Linked DNA regions of Mus musculus: region 1 is linked to region 2. Evidence: chromatin loops called from intact Hi-C (ENCODE). Cell type or tissue: heart. All regions are shown on one strand. Each heading gives the region's core, and the rest is flanking DNA. Links, peaks and the distances in the headings are about the cores only.

What was found. Hi-C counts contacts between places; a loop is a spot of excess contacts. Peaks named below come from ENCODE experiments on the same cell type or tissue, not always from the same donor. Only the 100,000 strongest peaks of a DNase experiment are listed, where the experiment ranks them.
Region 1: a loop joins it to region 2, with 2.2 times the contacts of the local background. A loop is called at or near these places in 4 of 42 quality-filtered maps.

What each region holds. Positions count from the first base shown.
Region 1 is chr5:148,900,007-148,911,493 of GRCm38, forward strand. It overlaps Katnal1 (katanin p60 subunit A-like 1), which reads right to left. Exons shown (of 11, transcript NM_153572.2): 4 at 4,561-4,723. Among named protein-coding and RNA genes, the nearest start is that of Katnal1, 23 kb to the right of the region's middle. In heart, for the core only: a CTCF peak has its summit at 5,030 (motif pointing right); a DNase peak (open chromatin) is centred at 8,915; H3K4me3 peaks cover 6 bases; H3K27ac peaks cover 1,548 bases.
Region 2 is chr5:149,179,371-149,190,857 of GRCm38, forward strand. It overlaps Uspl1 (ubiquitin specific peptidase like 1), which reads left to right and starts at 5,190. Exons shown (of 9, transcript NM_001115149.1): 1 at 5,190-5,436; 2 at 8,338-8,506; 3 at 8,975-9,103. The coding sequence starts at 8,405. It overlaps Mm2pr (macrophage M2 polarization regulator), which reads right to left and starts at 2,666. Exons shown (of 3, transcript NR_015478.2): 1 at 2,625-2,666. In heart, for the core only: a CTCF peak has its summit at 5,245; DNase peaks (open chromatin) are centred at 5,061 and 5,241; H3K4me3 peaks cover 3,480 bases; H3K27ac peaks cover 3,072 bases.

The DNA.
Region 1 (11,487 bases), core at 1,048-9,047, 280 kb before region 2:
AATAATACAAAAAGGTAAAAATCAAAAATCCAATTCCTAAAAACAGGTGCTACGAATCCCCCAAAACAGTAGCATCCTCAAACAAGGGGCTACTAACTCATAAGGTGTCATAACACAGAGCGCTGGTCACCCTAGGAAAGAAGGAAGCAGCAGAGACTGGGAGAGACTGGGACCACGGCTTCTGACTTCTGAGAAGCCAGTGATTTTTGTTGACCTGGGATGGTCATTTTATGATAAGAAAGGTACAAGGGTTACTGCAGAAACTATCTTTTTGGTTTATAATAGACAATTATTATATTTTCAAGAATTTTATAAGCCAGTTGGGAAACACATTTAAACCTCATCAAGAGCTACTATATATATATATATATATATACATACATATATATATATATACATATACATATACATATATATACATATGTGTGTATATATGTATGTATATATATGTGTATATATACATACACACACACACACACACACACACACACACACACACACATATATATATATATATATATATATATATATATATATATATATACACACACACACACACACATATGAAAGCACAGGAGACTTGAGTGCAGATGCCCAGCACCCAGGTAAAAAGCTGGGTGGTGGCAGTGCCACTTGTAATCCCAGGGGAGGACCCAGAGCATGCTGGCCAGTCGGCCTCACCAACTCCAGCTTAGGGGCAGCACGAGACCCTGTCTCCATAGGTGGGGTGGCGAATGATAGACACCTGGGGTCAACCTCTGACCTCCACACATAGGCACACACATGCATGGGCACCCACACCTAGACAAACACACATGAGTACATATGTGTACCATACATACACGTGCACATATACACACATGCGGTTTCTATTGTTTTTACATTACTAAAAACCAACAACAACAAAAAACCCACCAAAACTGAGTATTCTCCCAACACTTGAAAATGGTTCTGTTTGTCAGTGTTGCACAAGTCATGGAGAGATGAGCCAAATTTCAAGATCCTGTGCCTTTCACGGCTTTGCTACCATCTTAGCAAAGAAAACAAGTTACCAGCCAGCACCCATGGCTACACAGCATCCCTCCACCGCCGCGATCACAGGGGACAGGGATGTGAGTGGGCCCAGCAAGCGAGAGTGTTCTCTAAAGTCCACCAAGAGCACTGGACCTGTGTTTCTTTAAATTATGGACAAATGGCCACATGTGCCTTATGCCAAGCATGTCTGTCATGGACCCACATGTGAACATGCATGTGCCTGAATTACATATGAACATGAGTTTTTTTCCAGAAAAGTAGTTCTTCAGCACACATCAGCACCTCACATGAGATGACCATTCATAAAATAATTCGATTATGACCTATGCACTTTTTAAGTCACTGTTCATGTGTGACAGTTTGTGTTCATCAATCAGCAGGTTGGAAACAGAATGGTCCAGTCTTGTTTCCAGTGTCCCTCCACGCCTGTGTCCGATGCTAAACACAACAAGGACAGCATTCACCATGGCCATTTGCTATATACAGGGTAATGAGACAATGCACTTTAGGTCAAGTAACTGAGCAGGGAATTTTGGGAGCGTAACTGGCCCTCCTTTAATCTGAACTTCACTTAGACGCACTCGTAACCGTGACCCTGGGATCATGCAGGACACTGCTCATTAACCACAAATTAGCTAAGGCAACACGGCTAGCATTAGAGTCTGAGCTTTCTAACATAATTATTTTTAAGATAACAGAAAAATATTTCTTCTACTCACTCATATTTACTTTTAGTATATCCTTTCTAAATTAAAAAAGCATTTGTTATTTCTACATAAAACTCTGATTCTCAGAATTGTGAAAGTATAACTTACTGTCGATTAATTCTTGGTGAAGATGACCAGTGCTCCTCTATCTCATGCTAAAGAGATACATCCTTTTAAACAGAGTCCAGGTTAAAGCAGGCTAACTCACATTTCTCAGCATGCATCTATACTGACTGTAAGCTTAAATGATAATATGGTAAATTCAGTTTTTCCATGTGCTATATAGTCTGAACATACAGGCTCCTCCAACCGTCAAGTCAAAGTCTAGTCTCCAGTACGCTGCCATTAAGAGATGGGGCCTAGAGATGCCTTTGCCTGCCTAAGGTTCAGCTTTATAAAATGACCTAGTGTTTTATTATAGCATTCCAAACAGTCCAAAGGCACTGGGTACGTTCAAATAACACTAAAAGCACAGCTTAGCTGCTTGTGCCACTCCTGTCTGCAATGAGAAATAACCAGATGACAGTCAGGAGTCCTTTATTTGAGACCAAGTCTCACTTTGTAGCCCAATGGCACCAAGCTCATGACATCCTGTGTCAGCCTCCTGAGTGCTGGGATGACAGCCAGATACACTTTATTAGTTTATATTTTCATTTATATTCATTATATGACTAACAAAGTACATAGCTAATAAAATGTACTAATAAGTTATGCTACATACTAGCTATGTGGACAATCCTGTGGCCCTCAGGGTTAAAAAGAAATATGGCCCCAACAGCAAATCGTTGTGCAAAATGACTGTTGCTTATTTAAAAAACAAACAACAGCACTGTATGCTTAGACCTAGTCTGAAGCCTATCAGAAGTTTAAAAAGAAATGGGGGGAAAAAGGATGTAATTTCTCACAAAATTTACCAGTATTTTTTGGAAAATTAAAGTCAATATAGAAGTATGCTGAGATATGTAAGTCATCCTACTCTAACCTGAATTCTATTTAAAAAATAATTAAAATAAGCTTTCACACTGTGTCACATCGTGATCTAAAACTTGGGCGCAAGTCCCAGCCCACAGCACCATCAGCTGTTAGCAGGACACAGGCTGTGCTCATAGATGACGGGAGGGACCGAATAAACCAACACACACAGCTTCCAAAGTGTCAGAGCAACACCAAAGCCACGGCCCCTGGGGAGAGCACGGCTCCCACTGCTTCTACGTGGCATTCCACAGTGCAGTCCTAAACACAGCTAAAGCTGATATGCAGGGACCCTTGACAGGATGTGATTTATCATAAAGGCCTTTACCTGCTGAGCCTCTAATGGGCCCAAGATACATTTCTTTTATCCTCATTTTTTAGACCTATAAAGTAATAGAAGCAACTTTCAGAATTCTATACACAAATTAATAATCTATTAGACTATGAGATTATACAAACATATGTATATAACTAATTTTTTCTTTTGTTTATTTTTCTGGCAGGGTATAAGTTACAATGTGGACCAGGTTGGCCTTGAACTCACAGAGCTCTGCCTGCTTGTCTTCCTGGGCTCTGGGATAAAAGCTGTGCACCACCACACTGAGCCTAAAAGTGAGATCTTACTGGGGAGAGAGGTAGGATTCAACACAGGGAACAAAAAGCAGATAAGCCCTTCTGTGCCCTCCACGTGTGCTTTAACAGCTCTGGCATTAAACACCTTGTCATGCCCCAGACAGGGGCTGCTAGGACTACATGCTTGCACACTCAGTTAACCAAATAGTCTCAAGCTAAGACTATCTTTATCTTAGGCAATACAGTCTCATTTCTGGACTAGTTCATTTCATTATGTTAGTGCCACCTGCCAATCTCATGATTGAAAAGGGAGTCTGTAACAGCCCTTGTGATCTCTCCATCTTTACTTTCAAAGCAGCCCTGGAAACTCTAGTCTCTGCTGTGATAATCAGATCAGAGACAACTACACCTTTCAGGTAGCATGACACTTCTGTGTTTGTGTTTTTAAAAGTAGTTCCTTTTATTTTTGTGGTGACTCAGAGTAGCTCTCCTACCTCCTCGTCAGCCGTAGAAATAAGAAAGGCTGATTTTCCACTGATAGTCTGAGTACTCAGCTTGTCACTGACAGAGTAAGACAGACAATTACTCAGAAACATTGTAAATGAGAAGTCATTTATAACCCTGGAGGAACAAGTGTGGCTCTGACAGCTGCTGCCACGGGTTCACCCGCCTTGTCCTCCGTTGAAGAGTCACATGTAAAATCTTAGGTTGCCTCAGTGGCAGGTTTCCTTCCTCAAGTCCAATCCAGCCTTCGATGGTGGATGAGGGAGGGCGGGTCTTCCCGACTCCACCCCTCAGTGGGAGAGGCCTGGAGCACTCATGTACCTTAGATTTTACTCTGAAAGGGGAGCAGGACTGTTTCATGGACCATTCATGGATGGAGCCTTCAGGGGACCCAGGGCCAGGGTCACTCCTGGTCTTCCTTTCTTTTGTGTAATCCACAAAGGTCCACTTTACTAATACACTGAGAACCTCTGTGTGTGTGCATTTGCTTAACTAAATATGCCTGCTATCCCACTCTGTGTGTGTGTGCATTTGCTTAACTAAATATGCCTGCTATCCCACTCTGTGTGTGTGCGCGCACATACTTCAACAAACACATCTGTAACTCTGCGTGTCTGTGTGTGTCTGTGTGTGCGTACTACCCCTCTGACATTATGTGCCTTGCAGTGTGGCCTTTGAAATATAAAGAACCCTGAGGAACCCTGAGGATTCATCCCCAGCTCCAGTCTCCACCAAAGCTCCACTGCGAGTGAATGAATCAGAGCCTTGCCTTGTCATCTCTCCCTCTTGCTCTATAGTCCTTGTCCCGACTTGCAGGTTTGTCACTCTTCGATATCTGGTGTGCTCGGCCCACGAGTCCCCGGGCTCCTGCCCCCACGTCTTTCCGCAGAGGCCTCACTTCGCGATTTGGACGCCTGATTTGAGGGGGTGCTCTGGCAAAAAAAAAAAAGACAGTTAAATAACAATTAATCAATTAAAACCAGCACTCAGGAGGTAGAGGCAGGCAGATTTCTGAGTTCGAGGCCAGCCTGGTCTACAAAGTGAGTTCCAGGACAGCCAGGGCTATACAGAGAAACCCTGTCTCGAAAAACAAACAAACAAACAAAAAAAATTAATCAAAGACAAGGAATGCAAAGCCGTATTACTCACGAGACTGTCACAATTTCCCCTGCCGTAGAGTGGTTGGAACAATTATTAAATATAGGTGACACACATGGATACTTTGCCAAAGTAACAACTACCACCAACAGAGGGCACCTGCGTCCACCTGTTAACCTCAGCAGCTGCACTCAACTGACTCTCAAATCAGGAAGAGTCAACTTAGAAACAGCTAAAGCCTTTTCAGTAAAGGGTGGGGCTGTGTAGTTCATTTTCTTCTTTATAACCAAGAAAACATTCTCCACTTGTGCTGGAGAGGTCGGCATCTCACTATGCAAATTACAAATGGCAGGGCCCAGCACCGACGTTCTTATAAACAAAGCCATTCATGTGGGAAAATACATCCACGGCTAGTGAGTGTCAAAAATGATGATAGAACTACAGGTGTGAGTAGCAATTTCAATAAATCCAGACGCGAAACCAATGTGCTCACGGCAGCACATTTTGTTGGCTTCCACCATGGAAGGCTGAGCCTTGGGGCTTCTCGGCACAGCGCTTGGGCGCAGCACTCCGGGTGGGGGCTCTATCACTTCATCGCTTCCTTTCTCAAACCATCCATCCCATCTCCTTGCCTTCCCCTGCCGCCCCGCATGACATCTGTGGCTGTTCTGATCCTGTGTGCAACGGCTTCTTCCTCTCAATAGCACAGTGACTGCCCCATCTCTAGACTCAAGGGAAGCGGATGTTAGCTCTCTCCCCTTTCCTGATGTTTTCATTAGCATTTATTAATTATACATACTAATGGATCCATTGTGACATTGTCACACGTGTACATAATGTGCTTTGGTCACACCCCTCATTAATCACCCTCTTGCTCTCCACTAACCCCTGTGCTCTTTCAAACTAGCTCCTCTCCTCCCTCTCTCCCTCATCCCCCAGTGTGCATGTGTGTGTGTGCTCCAATAGAAGAGTTGCCTTAGAGTTGGTCATAGGACCATGTGCACCTGAGCAATGGCTACACCACTGAAAGTCTATTAAATGGGGGGTGAGTGGGGTCCTAGGGCCCCTCCCCCTCCCATGACAGGGTGCTGAAGGGTTCAGTCTTGTGAAGATCTAGTGCATGTAATCACAGCTGCTCTGAGTTCAGGGCCACAGGAAGCCACTTCCTGACTGGACATCAGTATCCCACCGTGCTCCTACCCCCTCCCAGGACGTCAGTTTCCCTCCGTGCTTCCCGCACCCCCAGCTCTTCCTTCTTCCCACGGCTGCAGCGTGCCCTGCAGGCTTAGGGCTTTAATTCATCTCTGGGTTTCCTTCCTGGTCTCATAGAGGGCAGCACAGTAATAGTGTATGTGACAAGACGAGAACTGGATGAAGGAACAGTGAAATGGAGCAAGGAGCAGTGAAGCACTAAGACACTGCAGTTCTAATGCAATGCTAATGCTATGGTTTAATGTAAAAAGACTCCCACGGGCTTATGGGTATGTGTCACTTGGTCCCTGGTTGGTGGCACAGCCTTGGAAGGTTGTGGAACCTTTAAGAAGCGAGGCCTGGCTGATGGGAGTGTGTTGATTGGGGTGTGTTGATGCTTTTGGAGTGCAGCCCTATCTCGTCTACACATCTTGGCCAGTCACATGAGCAGCTGCCTCCCGCTTCTGCCTACCTGGACTCCTGTGGTCATGCCTTAACTTTCATGATGATGTGAAATCCCCAGATACCTGAGTCAAAATAAGTCATTCCTCATTAGGATTTTGTCACAGGCATGAGGAAAGTAACCATTACATAAAACAAACAAAAGCAAAACAAAAAAGCCCATTGCATATTCATACTGCTGGGCTCTGCTAAGAATAAGAACAGCTGCTGAGAACCTCGCAGGTGCTGCTGAGAACCGCACAGGCGTCTCTAAGGCTCCGCACTGACACCTCCATCCTGAGTGTAGTCTAGTTCAACAGTTATTGGAGAGCCGTTTTAGTACACAGCTAGTGATGCTGCTGACCCCAGGGAAGACAGAAATAAACAAACAGCAGTGTGAGAGGAACTGAGGAAGAGGTCATAGAAAAATGACCAGAAGATACTTTGGAAACTGAAGTTGTATCACACTATTGCTTCTACGACATTCTTAGTCCCTTAAACAGTCTACCAATCAAGTAAACCTGTGAAGAGACAGCCGGTGGTAGTGCTGCACACCCTTAATCCCAGCACTCGGGAGGCAGAGGCAGAGGCAGAGGCAGAGGCAGAGGCAGAGGCAGAGGCAGAGGCAGAGGCAGAGGCAGAGGCAGAGGCAGAGGCAGAGGCAGAGGCAGAGGCAGAGGCAGAGGCAGAGGCAGAGGCAGAGGAGGCAGAGGCAGAGGAGGCAGAGGCAGAGGAGGCAGAGGCAGAGGAGGCAGAGGCAGAGGCAGAGGCAGAGGCAGAGGCAGAGGCAGAGGCAGAGGCAGAGGCAGAGGCAGAGGCAGAGGCAGAGGCAGAGGCAGAGGCAGAGGCAGAGGCAGAGGCAGAGGCAGAGGCAGAGGCAGAGGCAGGCAGATCTCTGAGTTCAAGGCTAGCCTGGTCTACGGAGTTCCAGAATAACCAAGGGTACCCAGAGAAATCCTGTCTTAGAAAACCAAAACCAAAGGGGAAAAAGAACTTGAAGAGACTGGTGAAGAATGAGAAGCATAAGGATAAATTGCTGTCTAGAGCACTGCACATTTGGGGTCAGCTCAGTAGGCGAGCACCTGCCCAGCACACACCAAGCCCTGGGGTCAACATCTAGCACAGAAAATAAAATAAAAGCCCAAGCCTTTAGTATCTCAATGGAAGCTTGCTGTTGTTCTTCGGGAGGGGCCAGGCTTGTCTTTTTACTGTTTTCTGTTTTGAGGAAGAGATAGGAAGTGGTTGGGTAGAGTTCTGCTTTATTTATTTGTGTGTTTTGTGTATGCAGAAATGTCTTTCCTGCATCGGCCAAGGGCCTCGGCCAAGACAATGAAACAAGACTCTCTCTCCTCTCAGCACACGGGTTGTTCCTATTGCTGGCAGCTGTGCTTGCTATCTAGTGACTGTCATTGTGGTCCAGCTTTTTAGACCCTGCTCCAGCACGGAGCCTCTGCTCACCATCAGCGAGCCCAGCCCCTACAGCTGCCTGCAGGTTCTGCCATTGCTGGGCTTGCCTGGGAGGCCTTGCCATGAATCCTGAGGCAGTCCTGACTCGGCTTGCTACTTAGCAGCTGCTCAGAAGCCTCCCCCGCCCCCCCCCCCCCAGTCTTCTTCGAGCAAGCGCGTGCATCTGGCTTGGTGAGCTATGTATGACCTAAGAGTCCTTCCTAGCCTGTTCAGGCGCTGCCTTCCGAGGGCTGCGGCAGAGCTTGACCTGGCACGCACTGTTCTGATGAAGTGCTCAACCAGCTGTCGGTGGGATCTGTGGCAAGCCCCACGCCTGTGGGAAGCATGCGTGTGCTCTCTACGTCTTCAGTTCCACCTCACTGCAGTTGGAGATTACATGTGTAACAGACTCTGCCAGCGTCCCAGAGGACACCCTGGTTCCACTCTGTATTTCTTTGTCCATTGCCGCATCACTGCACGATGTCATGCTTCACTGTGGGGACTCTGTGACAACTTCTAGGCTGTGTAAGCAACAGACTCAGGGGGCCTCTTTAAAAAGAGGTTTTGATAGGGCTGCACAGTGCCACATATCTTGGCCCTGATGGTCAAAAAGACTGACAGTGTACTAGCATGCCGTTTTTCAAAACCACAGAGCAACTAGCTAGCTAGTCATCAGGGCACAGTGAATAAATACCAGCCTGGTAGTCTACACTGAACTACCATTAAAGAGCGACAGAAGAGATGGATATTCTAAAAATAAAAACTGATAGCTTATCACTAGCAGACCGTCACTGTGACAACCACCAAATCCTTGTCAGCAGGGATGAAAGCAAAGCAGAAAGGGAGAATAAGGGGCAGAGACTCGGAGTGGGGTGTGCGCACATCCCTTCAGGAAATACTTCTGGAACCTACTCTGCACCACACATTGTTCTTGGTGCTGGGGATGCAAGTCGAGCTTGATCAAGTCCCAGGGGCATGTCTGGGTGTGGATGTGTGTGTGTGGGGGGGGGGGGGGGGGTGAACAATAGGCATGCCTGTAGTCTGTACAAAAGGATAGAATAGGCTGGACTTCTGGAATCCTCTGAGCAAAGACAAAGGAAGGGTGTCGTGAGCTGCTGGAGAGTCGTGGGGAGCTGCACAGCTGTCCTGGCCCCCTGCCGGGCCATGCTGCTCTTCACACTCTCCAGGCACTAAGCCACTTCACCCTTACAGCCTCCGCACGGGGTGACTGCCACAATGATCTCCATTTACAGAGGGAAGATGAAGTTGGCAACTTGTCCTCGGGGCCCCTGAGGGGCAGAGCTAAGAGGAGACCCCCTCTGCCCTCAGAGCTGGCACTGGTCTGCTGTGCAAAGGCAGCAGACTTCCCAGAACAGGAGGCACTGCATGGCAAAGACCTTTCTTGCTTGTCAGCATCCGGTGGGCACCAGTGATGTCAAGCTCAAGTGCATCGGGAGCAGCATGGGGGCTGGGGCTAGACACAAGAGGAGGACGCAAGAGAAGAGGCCACAGTCACAGAAGGAAGAGAAGGACATGGAGCCTTGTAAAGGCCAGCGAAGTCAGAAGAGAGGGAGGAGAGTTCCAACTGAGACAGCCAACAGCAAGTGTCACAAAGGTGAGGAGGGAAGCCAGCAGCTGTGGGAGGCGTTATCACATGAGTGAGTTGCTCAGTGTAGCCAAAAGTTCAACTCAACGCTGCGGGGACTGGGAATCCAGGATTCCTAGGAGCTGAGGAGAATGCCTGCCCATAGGTGGCACTCAGCAGCAGACAGCAACCACCAGGGAAAGCAGAGAGGCAGAGAGCTTTCATGCAAGTGTGGAAGTGCATGTACTCCGGCTTCACTCTGCATCGCTTGCAGTTCTCCTGCTTCTGTCTCTAATGAATTAGAATGCCTATTTTCAGCTGCCTTTTCTAAAACATAGAAATAGCCAAACTTAGGGGGCTGGAGAGGCGGCTCAGTGGTTAAGAGCACTGTCACTCTTGCAGAAGACCCTGGTTCAGTTCCCAGCACACACATGGCAGCTCACAACCATCTGTAACTCCAGTTCCCAGGGATCTGACGCCTTTTCTGGTCACTGGTGTATAGACATATAAGAAGGTAAAGCATTTACACACATAACACAAAAATAAATCTTAAAAGATTTTGGGCACACGCAGTAATAAATACCTAGATTTCCAAGATTCAAATATTTTGTAGCAGGAGACAGACGTTTCCTACAGAGAGCTTACCTAAAAAAAAATGAAACCTCAAAAACCCAGAACAAAGCCCAACAGGATGCTCTCCCCCTTCTGACATCTGGACTCTCACCTTCCTGTGAACTGACAGCAGTACCTGCACTAGAAGCTGGCCCTCTGCGCTTGCCACCCTGCTCCAACTGAGCTTTCTGTCTACACCACGGCATCAGCTCCACAGCATCAGCATCAGCTCCATAGCATCAGCATCACCACAACAGCACTGAGACCTGAAGGGCACTGGCCTTAGGCAATGCTTCTCACCCAAGCGTTGTCTTTCCACCATGGCAGCCAGCACAGCCCTCCTGGTAGCACAGGCATTTGGCCACTCTCTGTAAATAACTAATGGAGACGCCTGGGCTTCCCCAACCACGCGCCTCTGCTCCCCTTGTCAGTGGGACCAGATGAACCAACTGTAGACCACTCTCTCCATCCTGAACCCAGTCTGTCACTCCCTGCCATTCCCATCTAGCTGTGCACACGTGGTACCTGCTTGAATCTCAGACCTGGAGAAACTGCCACAGGCAGAGCATGAGTTTGAGACCAGCCCAGGTTTCACAGCAGAGCATGTCTCAAATATCCAAATAAAATTTTAGGACGTCTTTCTGGACCCGTTCACTGACTTCAGGTGAGTGCCTGCTGCACAACCCCACCTGAGTCCCAGCCCTCATCCTGGAGTGGCTGTGCTCGTGGGAGGCGGTGAAGATTAAATTATAAACCATGTGCAGAACTCAGTAAATACCATTTATTATTGAGACAATTCACCCCTTTACCTATGTTTTCCTAATAACCTGAAATCAGAGGCCATCCCATATTCCAGAAGGTAATATAATCCAGAATGTGAAGGGAATGGGTGTAACACCACAGGCACTGGTGTTAGTCCATAACCTACTGCATCATTTAAAGAACAACCTTAAAATGTCTGTTTCTTGAAGTGGAAACTTATGGGTTCTTTGGAGAGTCAGTTGTGTTGAAGGGTGTTTTGCTGGGGCAAACACGTGAAGGAACATTTAGCTGAAGTGGACACAGGTGAAAGGCTAAGGCAGACTCGTGAAGGAACGTTTAGCTGAAGCAGACACAGGAGAGAGGACGGTCTGCTAAAGCAAATACGTGAAAGGACACGTGATGAAGGATTCTTTGCTAACAACACACGTGCATTGGTCCACCTTACATTGCCTAGTTGAGCTGCATTTGTCCGAGCTCCATAGAGAGAAATGTGCCAAAAAACTTGTGGTGTGCTGTAGTTTCTTGCTGCCTCCTTGGACTCAGGCTGATTAGCAGAGTGGT
Region 2 (11,487 bases), core at 1,768-9,767:
CCCAGATTATAGGAAGTTAGAGTCTAGTCATAAGACTAAACTATGATCTTGCTATTTGTTTATTACCAACCTAGCTAAAATAGTCAAATTGATTTTATGGTAAGTTTCAATTTTACTTTGTTTATTTTTTTTTTCATATTTTTTCTTGGCAATTTCCTGATTTAAATTTCCTGGCTAAACCAAATGATGGCATGAACTCTTGGAGAGTAAGACAATCTATTTCTAAAAAGCCCTAAATTCAGTCCAGTATTTCTGACTGATAAATTCATCTTGAAGTGACAACTATGTCCCAATTAAGAAAGTGTTTCTCTATATGAGTTTAATTTTTTTTTTTTTTAATGTAGAGAACTCCTGATTGCTAATCAGCATGCTGCATGATTACGTTCAGGCCTTACTCAAAGTCCTATAGTATGCTGTTTTCTCACTGAAGTATGCAGGGCTCATTTCTGAAGGCCAGGCTGGTTCAGTCTAAGCTCTTAGCACTCTGACAATGGGAGGGAGCTACACACTCAGCTCAGCTTTGGGGGTGGGTAGTAGGCTGAAAAAAAATAAAAAGCTCCGGATTGGAAGTTAGAGGATGCAGCCTTCAGCCTCAGGTCTGACAGTTTAATGTACAAACTTAGATACACTGTTTCCTTCTGGCTTAGTTTTCTGTCTCAGAGCGGGAATGCTCAGGAGAGGTGGCTTTGGCAGAGGATAACAGGTCAGTTCCTAACACCCACATGAGCTGCTTTACAACTTCCGGTAACTCCCTGGTATTCCAGCCCCAGGGAATCCAAAACCTCTCCAGTCCTCAGGCATCTGCACCAACACACACATAATTAAAATAAAAAATAAATCTTTAATAAAGTAGCAGCACGAAGAAGTTGCCTTCTAAATCCAACTACACATGTAGAGCAAGACCATTAAAAGAAAAATTCAGTTTAAATAGCATTTGCTGAGCATGCTCTCGAAAGCCACGGTCTGCTGCTAACTCATCTCCACCCTGCACGCTCACCGTCACACGCTCACCGCCACACGCTCACCGCCACACGCTCACCGCCACACGCTCACCGTCACACGCTCACCGCCACTCTTGCTGTGCTGCACGACTGCGATGTTCAAAGATATGTAAGTTGTCTGGGTAGAGGTCCCTCAACACAGCTCTTTGTTCCTCTGGTTTCAAATGATGATGCCACTCAGGTGATGTGATTAATCAATTTTGTTTAGAGTCAGGTATGATATTAACACCACTCTCCCACTCTCATGACGCAGGCACAGGGCATGTATGAGCCATGGCAGACAGAAGTAGCTATGCTACTGTTTAGGACACACAGAGATTCACATGTGTGAGAAATGATGAGTATATCATTTATTGTACAATGCTTTACATTTTTATTCCACTTTAATCTATCTACTTAGCTCTTTGCTTCTTGACGGTGCAGGACTGTGACCAGCGACTTCAAGCCCCTGCTGCAGTGACGTCCCCAGGAGATGTACTAACCTTAAACTGTGAGTCACAATAAACCCATTCTTCCCTGCATTGCCATTATCAGGGCATTTTTGTTACAGCAACAAGACAAGTAACCAAGACAGATTCTGAAAGAAACCTAAGCAACCCAAATAAATCCGAAGCGGACTGACACCGTGACAGAAAGCCACCTCTGAGACAAGTGAACATGTAAGGCAAACAGGGGCATACTATGCAACACTCTCATTAAAAGGCAGGACACAAGCCACATCCTAATAGCACTTTACTTGCCTCTATATGCATGCACCGCCCCCTCAGCTTCTATTGATCCTAGGCAGGGTGACTGAGAGACAGGTATAGCATGAAGACTCATTGTGCCAAGTCTGAGCTATGTACTACTCAATTTAAGCAGTGACTTTTGACCAGCAAGAAGGCAGTGTAGGTTGAGATGGACAATGTCCTTAGTGGTAGTCTCAAGAAAGTATCTGCAGGTGACATCACAACTATAAGGGACTTTCCTCGAGCTATTTATCTGCTCCAAACTTGTCACTGTATAGATGTTCTCAGGGCACCAAATTTAAACAACCTGTATAAAGTACACAGCCAGAGACAGAATTAGATACCAGATACTCCAGTATCTACTCTGTGACTCATATTTTATCTGCTCGTTTGGGGAAAAGAACCAGGTAAGTGTGGATGCATTATGAGATATCATGTAAGTTTACTTAAAAGTTCTAAGAGAACAAAACAATACCTTGGGACAACGACTACAACCTTTGGCCTAATGGATAAGCTCTGCACATCCCAATAATTGTACACGAGTAGAATGTTCCCCATAGTTAACTCACTTGAACTCATTGACAACAAATAATGCCTCGAATTAATTTTTTTAAACAAATGCCTTGTACGAGAGAACTTGCCAAATATAAATATAGGCCGATAATTCTTTTACTAACACCTAAGAGTTGGAGACTTAAAAGGTTATTATAGTGGGGCCTGGTAGAACAGTAACTAAAATCTCACTCGAGAGACTGAGGCATGAATACACCAATTCTAGGTTGACTTGGCCTACACAGTGAGTTCAAGGCCAGCCAAGGAAACTTTGTAAAACAGTTTCTCAAATTAAAAAAAAAAAAAAAAAAAAAAAAAAAGATCTGGGGAAATGGTACAGTACTTGCCCAGCACGGGTGTGATGTCCGGATTCATTTCCCAGTACTGGCAAAACAAAGAGGAGGGAAGTTATAAACTCAACCATTATAGAAAACCCCTTATGCCAGCGGCCAACAGCAGCACACAGCAATCAAACCTATTAATGTTGTTTCAATGAAATACACAGGAGAAAGCTCACGTATCTCATTGGTTTGCACCAGTTTTTACTACCAAAGAGCTTTTGGTTTTTCCAGCTTTCTGAAGATAAGATTTAGTAAAGGGATTATAGACTGTACTCTGGAAAGTCAGGCTGCCCGGGTACATGGTGCACAGGTGAAGGACAGAGGTGGATGCTAACGGTCTTCCTTTCTCTCGGCTTACTTTTTGAGACAGGGTCTCTAACTGAATCTGGGGCTCACAGATTCAGCCAGGCTGAGTGGCTAGTGAGCCCCTGGGATCCACAGATCTGCACCTCCCCCAGCCTGGGATAACAGATGCATACAGTTGGGCCAAGCTTTATCAAAGTGCTGGGGCTTCCAGTTCAGGCCCTCATTACTGCAGGGAGAATAACTTACTGATGGAAGTCGTTTCTGCAGTCCAGTAAATTGTCAATGAGACCAGAATACACAACCACCGCAGGGTTTGATTTTAGGACAAGTCTCAACTCTAAGCACTCATTTGTTATATAGCCCAAGCTGGCTTCCACCCAAGGTCCTCCTGAGTGCTGGGCTTACAGAGGTGTCCACCATACCTGGCTTAGAGGTAGCATTTATATCCCAGGTTGGTGCTAAAGGTTTGTTTTCAGTTAAGGAATACAACAGAAAAAAAGAACAAGAGCTCACAAAATGATCTGCAGAGCACTGTATTCCTATTGCAGCTTAATTAATTATTAGTTAAATAAAAGCTTCCATTTATTGAATATGAATTTCTAAGTGGAAATAGATAAACCTACTTTAGTTTACTGAGGTTAACTATACTCTCTATGGGACCAATGTATATAAAAACAGGCACTCTGCATACTGTGGAAAGAATACACAGAAGTACATGGTATCTTCTCAGCTGGGGACTATTATTAACCTGAAGTAAATTGGGAATTTTCTCCCCCCCCCTCCCCGACCCGCCATATTCCATCTTCATTTTGTTTGTCACTATTAAGTTTTTCTGGCCAAAAATTTTGTTTTAATAAATTTTTCATTAAAGACAGCAATAATCCATTTTTATTTTTATTCTAGTTGTTTGTGGATGTTGCTTTACACCTCAAAAGTCGGGTTACATTTTAACTGAACCAACTAGATCATTCAATTTATGAGCTGACATTCAGCAAGTGTTTATTGGGAGGGGAAGTGTACTCCACTCTAAAAATGGAAATAGCATGTTGAATAAGAAAACAATCCTATTAATCTTGGCTACTCTCTCAGGAAGAAATACTTTCTCAAAAACCTCATAATCCATACAAAAAGAAATCTTACTTGTTTGATCTTACAACAAATATACCAGTACAGTATGTAGTGTAAATGCAAAGATAAATAAAATTAAAAAAAAGCAAAACCTAACCAGTCTATTTTCGTCATGAGAGAGGAGAAAAAAAACCCTAACAAAGTCTCTGTTGGAACGCTCAGCGATTTCCATTCCTAAGTACCACAAACTGAAATTCTTTTATTGAATAATTTCTTCCTACAGCGGACTTGTTTCCCCCATTGCACGCTACCAAAATTATCAGTATTCTGCCAGAACATGGTCGTTTAAGACCACTAATGAAACCCTACAGGACCGCAATCCAAAATGCCAGTCATGATTCCTGTAAGGTCCAGAAAAAATCCCAAATTGTAGTCCCAGGCCACGGAAACAGTCTATGCAAAGGACTCCAAGAATAGGATGTCCTCATGGACGCGATCAGTCATGACCTCCCTGACACCACATGACCTTTCTACGAAGGCAGTTCTTAAAACTTAGCAACTGAGCTCTCCCCTCTCTGAAGTTCAAGGAGGCAGGGCGGCTGCTGAGATGCGCGGGTCGGCTGCTCAGTGCCACCCCGGGTCAAGTGCTCGTCTTTCGCTACCCCCCTTACCGTGAGCAGATCAGAGAGGGAAGAAAGAAAAAGTGGCCTCCAAGGATGGGTTTGGGGAAGAAGGGAGGGGCAGCTCCGTGTGTGGTAACCGTTTGTGAACACGTAGGGTGGTGGCGCGCGGGCCGAAAAGAACCAACTATGGGAGCCCGTCGTGGCGTCCGCCATGACGGCCCGCCAGGGAGGCCCATCACTGCGCCTGCGCGCCAGGCAGGCAGCCGCCCAGCGACCTCTCCTTCCTCTGCCGCGTAATCCCTCCGCTGAAGGCCGCGCACTAATTTTAATCACGCCCCGCCCCCTAGCCTCTGGCGTCACCTCCGCCACTCCAGCGCTTTCCAGCAGCTTCCAGAACCAAGCCTGCCCCACCCCCTCCAGCTCCCTCCCCCTCCCCCTCCCCCGTCCTCCCGACTCACACTTTGCAGGCTCTGTAGCGAGGGGCCCCGCCCTGTCGCCGCAGTTCCCACTGCGCCTGCGCCTGCTGGGCGGGCAAGCCACGCCTCTGCGGAGCCCTGCCGGAAGTGCTCTGGTCTTCCCCTTCCCCGGCCCTGCCCGCGTGCTCTCAAGCAGGGCTGCCTGCCGCAGGAAAGTGTTTGTGGGGTAGCTCTTGGGCGGCGGACTCGCAGGCGGAAGTTGCTTTCCTGGCGGAGAGGGCTGTGGGGGAGGAGCCGTCCGAGGGAACGTGGGTTGAACGTTACGGTTAGATGGTGGGGACCTCAAGCTGGAAGAGGAGTTCGGGTCCACTGTATGCGAAGAAGGAGCGTACTTCGGGAGGGTAAGGAAGACAGTAGTTCCCTCGGGAAGTAGAAATTGGGACGGCTGGAGTGCCCGGGGTGGGTCGTTGGCGCGCTGAAAAGATGGGGTAGGAACGAGGTTGTGGTGGGCAAGGTGGAGGATGGAGGTGCAGGCTGGGTCTTCAGGTTCCGGTTAGGCTCAAAGAGGTAAACGCTGAAGAGAAACCAGAGTTTGTGCCCGCCCCACGAAGAGCGTGGAGATGGGCTGGGTAACGGAACGCCGCGCCTCTTGGACTTCCTTGGTAGGCTTTTGAAGCTCAGTTCGCGTGGACCCATCCGTCTCAAATTCGGGAAGCTGGACTGGGTACCAAGCAGTATTGGGCTCTGTAAAGCCTATCCCTTCGCTGGGGCTTAAGTCTGCTGGCCTTGAAAATTCATATGCAGAGCCGAGAGATAAAGCTCCGAAGGGTTCCAGGCCCTTTGAATACCTGTAATAGTTTCTACACATGCAGTGAATTAAATTTAAATCCCTCTCGTGATTGGCTGCTAAATGGATCTATTCTGGGCTGATATCTCCCATTAAGGTCTCCGGAATGCGACTTACCTACGTTGAAGGTGGGGGCTCGGTGGTGGGCGTAGGTAAGAGGAAAAGTGCCGGAGATGAACACTGGAAAACCTTGGTTGTTCTCCTTGAAATAAGCTCATGTCATAATCTTTAGGATGTACTGAGCTGTTTGGGCGGACTTCCTACAATCAGATTGGATTAAATAGGTGGTTTGAAGCGGAGCTGTCATTTTGACAGTGATATGAATGGAAAGAGAGACAAGTTCGAAACATTTCCAAAGCCTCGTTCACGAGTTTAGATGGCGCCTACTGTGCAAACATGGGAGATGAGAGTGAGTAGACGGCACAAACTTTCTAGTCTGTATTTGGAAACCCAAAAGATGCCAAAATTTAGATACTGTACAGGGAGGAGCTAGCAGTTACACTTGGAGAAAAGATAATGAAGGTAATTTATTCCTAGACAAATTGAAATTTGAGACCCACCCCGGGGTTTTGTGTATAATACAGTGCTTGAAAAACCCCAAGAGTCTACTTCTGGTATTTTAAAACTTGAATATTCTTTGGGGAGGGGGAATTTCTTAATATTGTTTAGTGTTTCTACTACCATCTTAATGGGTCTCCTCCCTCCTTCTCTCCTTCCCTCCCTCTCCTTTCCTTCCTTCCATAGACAGGGTCTCACTATATAAACCTTCCTGGCTTGGAATTCACTGTGTGAAACAGGCTGGCTTGAAACTCACAGAAATCTGCAGTAGTTCTATTGAGAGAGATCTGTGCAATGGAATTAAAAGGCTTAAAGGCGTGCATCAACCACCATGCTCGAATATGCCTTGACTTCTTTATTGACAGGAAAGCAGACTTGAAGGTTTCTCATTTTTACCTCCATATTGAGAAAGAACCTTATTCCACACAGTTACCTAGACCCTCAGGCAGATAAAAAGTTTTCTCAACACCCTTTTTAGGAGTCTGCAGGTTTCTCTTCTGAGAATGAATGCAGAATGACAGAAGCAACACATCTCTTTCCCTCAGAGCAAAGTAGACCAGATGGTAACTGTAACTTAGGTGTTAGTATCTTGTCAGCGCAACTTCATTTTGTTCTTAGAACAAATCCAGGTGTGTAGCCTAGGCTTTTACCACTTAAGCACATTGACTTTCCTGTGCCCTGTAATTCTCTAGGTTATAAGTAGAACCAGCTAACAGTTGTGATTACTTTTCCAGCTTCTGGAAATTGAGATTCACTAATACTGACCTCTCTTTGTGTGTCTGTCTCTCTCTCTGACTCTCTGTCTCTCTCAGCCCAGGTAGACTTTGAGTTCCTTTGTAGCTGAGGCTGGCCTTAACTTGTACCTGCGTCCTCCTCCTGAGTGGGCACAGATGTCTTTCAAACTGTGTGTATATTTTTGGAATTACTATGTTTTCTTCACAGGAAAGGCTTTTCAGACTTTTCAGCCAGGACAGAAAAGCATAACTAGTTTTTTGTTTTGTTTTTCGAGGCAGATTTCTCTGTAGACTAGGTGGCCTCAAATTCACCGAGATGTCTGCCTTTGCTCCCTAGTGGCTAGGGTTAAAGACATGGACCACACTCACCCAGTACATAACAAGTTTTTAAAAGTGGATCTGTGAGCCAGAAGGTGGTTGTTCTAGAATTACAGATCCATAGGTTTTGGAAAGACTTATGCTTGAAGTTTCAACTCCTTAGCTACATGATAATTTACCTTTGCTTAAACGTCTTTTAGGTCTGCTTTTGTTGTAATTTAAGTCCATTTTTTTCCCTTGTATTGAGCTGTGTCTCATGATTTTTTGCTCTCCGATCTTGGAAATAGGTCTGCTCTGTGGAAATACACTCAAGGCATGCATGTGAAATTTATTTGTCTTACAGAAATACTTATACTATTGTTCTGATACAGATTATTTATAAAGAACATAATATTTTGTGGGTAGCTTTTTAAATTCTGCTGGTTATGAGCCTTTAATCCCAGTGCTTGGGAGGCACAGGTAAGCAGAGTTCAAGGTCCTTTCTTTCTCTGGTAGAACAGTGGGTCTGAAGGACTTAGGTGCTTTCTCATTGTAACAACGACACGGTTTTTTATAGAGACTGGAAAGCTTAGGTTCTTCAACCTAGTTGACTAGCTTGCTCTGACAAGTAGCTACCTGTAGGGAGAGTTCTGTGTGTTAGGAAGCTGTATCCTGTGGTCACTCTCATACATTTACACATATCTACATACATGGAGGTGTTCTGAAGACTAGAGTCTAGGATATACTTATCCAAGAGCATGTAGCTCACAAACATACTTAATATCTCTTGTCTTATAAAATTGCAAACTCTCTTTTTAGAGTAAATAGGATTTTTATTTAATTGCCTGTTGACTTTTTTTTTCCAGGGTTCATTGAAAAATCCTTAGTGATTTTGACATGTTCCAAGTGACATAAATTAGCCAATGACTCGGAATGACGGATGATTCTCTGAAGATTGGAAATGGTTTGCCACTGGTTGGACCAGGGACTGATGTAGGGATATCTTCACTCCCCATGCTGGGGTACTTGGGAAAAGTTAGTGTACTTATTTTTGGCCTCAGTGCAAAACTGGTTATTTTCCTCTTATGTTTGAAATTTAAATGAAATTTAAAATTTTATACTATGAATAAAATCCTAAAAAATTCTGTCTTCCACGGAAATCTTACAGCAATGGCGAAAGATGATTATAATTTGTTTACCTCTCTGTTATTGATATGTGAAATTAGAAACTAATGCCTAGATTTTATGGTTTGTTATTCTTTGAAAATATGGACTATATACATTTTCCTTGGCAGTTGATATTTCCTTTTTCTTGTGAATGAAGCTAAGTCAAATTTTAATGTTGTTTGGATAATAGCTGTTTAAGATAGTAAATGTGTTTAGTCTTGGCAGAAATCTTCTAGAGGAAAATTATACATTTTTTTTTCTGGTCACCCTTCCATTTAACTCTTTTATAACTTACTATCATAGGAATGTCTTTTAATTTGCTTTTTTCTCTTTTAGAATTATGCTTCAGCTAAAGTCACAACAGACGGGCATTGCCCTGCTTGTAGAGCGAAAGGCAAGCTAAGTGCCTTAAAACCTTACCGCATTAGCTTCCAAGAATCTGTCTTTCTGTGTGAGGATCTTCAGGTAAAGTACCACTAATATTATTTAGTATATTGCTTTTATATATATTATTTTGTGTACTTCTGCTTTTTCTTCATTATTTAAATTTTATTGGTTTTATATTTTTCAGAGTATAAACTTTGAATGCATAGACAATATTTCGTAATTTATATCTTTTTTTGTTGTTGTTTTTTTCAAGACAGGGTATAGCCCTGGCTGTCCTGGAACTCACTCTGTAGACCAGGCTGGCCTTGAACTCAAGAGATCTGCCTGCCTCTGCCTCCCAAGTGCTGGGATTAAAAGCGTGCACCACCATGCCTAGCCATAATTTATATTTTTAGTGCCCACAGTCTGTTAAGTAAAAGCAGTAATAAGATCTCTCACAAACATTCAGTTTACATTGGATAAGTTGAAAAAGTTCTTTTTAAGAATTTTAGCACTAAAAATAATCCTGTTTGGTTTTGTTTTTATTTTGTTTTACAATAAGAAGTTTGTGGTATTAAAAAGACATGCAAATTAATTTGGCATTTAAAAAATAGCCACTTACATCTCCCCAAGAAACCAAAGATAGTACTCCCAGATCCATTTTTGTTGTTTTCCTTCTCCTCACATATACAACTTGGCACATAGTAAGTAAGGCCAGGTGAAGTGAGGAGGCTGGAGGCAAAGAGGGGCATAGTGTCTTGTCTGTTATGATCCCTGTGCCTCCAGATTGACAGACTAGGTGATGCGCAGGGCTCTGGCTGTCCTGGTCTTCATTTCCTTAGACAGTTATCAGCTATGGTTCCTCAGCGATAGTGCTGTCCAGTCATTTATCCTCTGACTTCCCAGGGGGTGACTTAGGGTGGTGCTCCTAGGAAGCTTCAGGATGCCCAAGAAAGACCAACTGGTTAAACGCTTGGCACTCAAGTTCATCCACTGACCCACAGGAAAGGGGGAGGGCTACAGACCAGCCACTGCAGGAATGGGAGTATTCCATGAATTTGTAGGTTGGTGTGACCAGATGGAACAGAGGTGCCACACCACTCCCTTCCTGCCCCACATCGTGCCCTGTGTATTGCTTTACCAGTGTTGTTCTTATGGTCCCTAGAGTATACCATTGAGCACATTTTTCTGACTTCTCTGAGGTAATCTTGACACTCAGGTTATAGGAAGCAGTTTGTCCCCAGTCCATCAGGTACAAGTGCCTGGAGTTGCTAGGTGGCTTTTCTAGAGGGACATTTGCTTACTTGGTGTCCATTTCAGAAACGTGTGTTAACAGGGTATTTGAACCTCTGTCTAGTTAGGGAGTGGCTCATTTCTTAGTATGCACCTTTAATCCCTCTGGCTGGAATACAGATGCACCCTTAGTACTCACCTTTAATTCCAGACAGTGAAGGTAGAGTTAGTTTGCAGAAGGACGCACCCATGTTTTGAAAGTGATGTCTAATTGAATGGCACACGGAAAAAGTGACAAATCAGAGAAAGATAGGACAAAATAGGATATGGCCCACTCTCACAAGGAAAGGGAAGCTACGTAAGGAAGAGGCAGACAGCCCAAGAAGGGAGTCCAGTTGGTGGAGAGCAGTGCAGTAGAGTGAGAGGGCGAGCAGAGCAGCCCAGAGAGGGAGGAGGAGGCAGTGTTACCAGGAGAGTTTCACAGAGACAGACTGAAGAGAGAACAAGCTAGTAACAGTAAAGATAGCGTGAGCAAGAGAAGGAGAAGGAATCAGAAGATTACAAAAGGTTGCTATAATTAGTTTGAGGCCAAGCATAGCAATTCAGTAAAAAATTGAGAGAAGCCAGATTCAATCAGTCTGCTTGAAGAGGAGTTTAAGCCAGTTGAATCAGCCAGAGTTCAGAAAGACATGAGGTTTCTGAAAGGCTGAGCTTATTCAGCAGTAAGTCTCTGAAGCTGATAATGTTCTAGGACTAGATAAGATTGTATGGAAGCTAGAAGTTTCCAGGACTAGGCCTTGCTTAGCTGATAAGAGGCAGAAAGCCTCAGAGATGACAATTACTACAGGAGAATAAAAGTTACTTTTACACTTGTGGTGTCCAGTTAAATTATATGACGGGTAGTTGGTGTCTACAGGACTGAGTGCTTGTGTAGAGAAAAACCCCTGAGCATCTGCCTACAAGCGTTGCAAGTTCCTGAGAGCAATGCAAAAAGCAAATAAGCTGGTTTTCCCCCTGCCTAGTGGAAAAGCAGCTGCAGTATTCTAGAGAGATGGGATAGAATTAAAGTGACAGCCTATGGATGGATCCCATTTACACAGTCCCTTTGCAGACAAGACACTTGAGTCCCTGCTAGAAAACAGTGTTTTTACATTATGGCCCATCTGTATCCTCCAGCATTACTTCAAAACATTTCTAGATTATTCATAACACCTACTGCAATGTAAATGGAATGTCGTGCTATATTATTT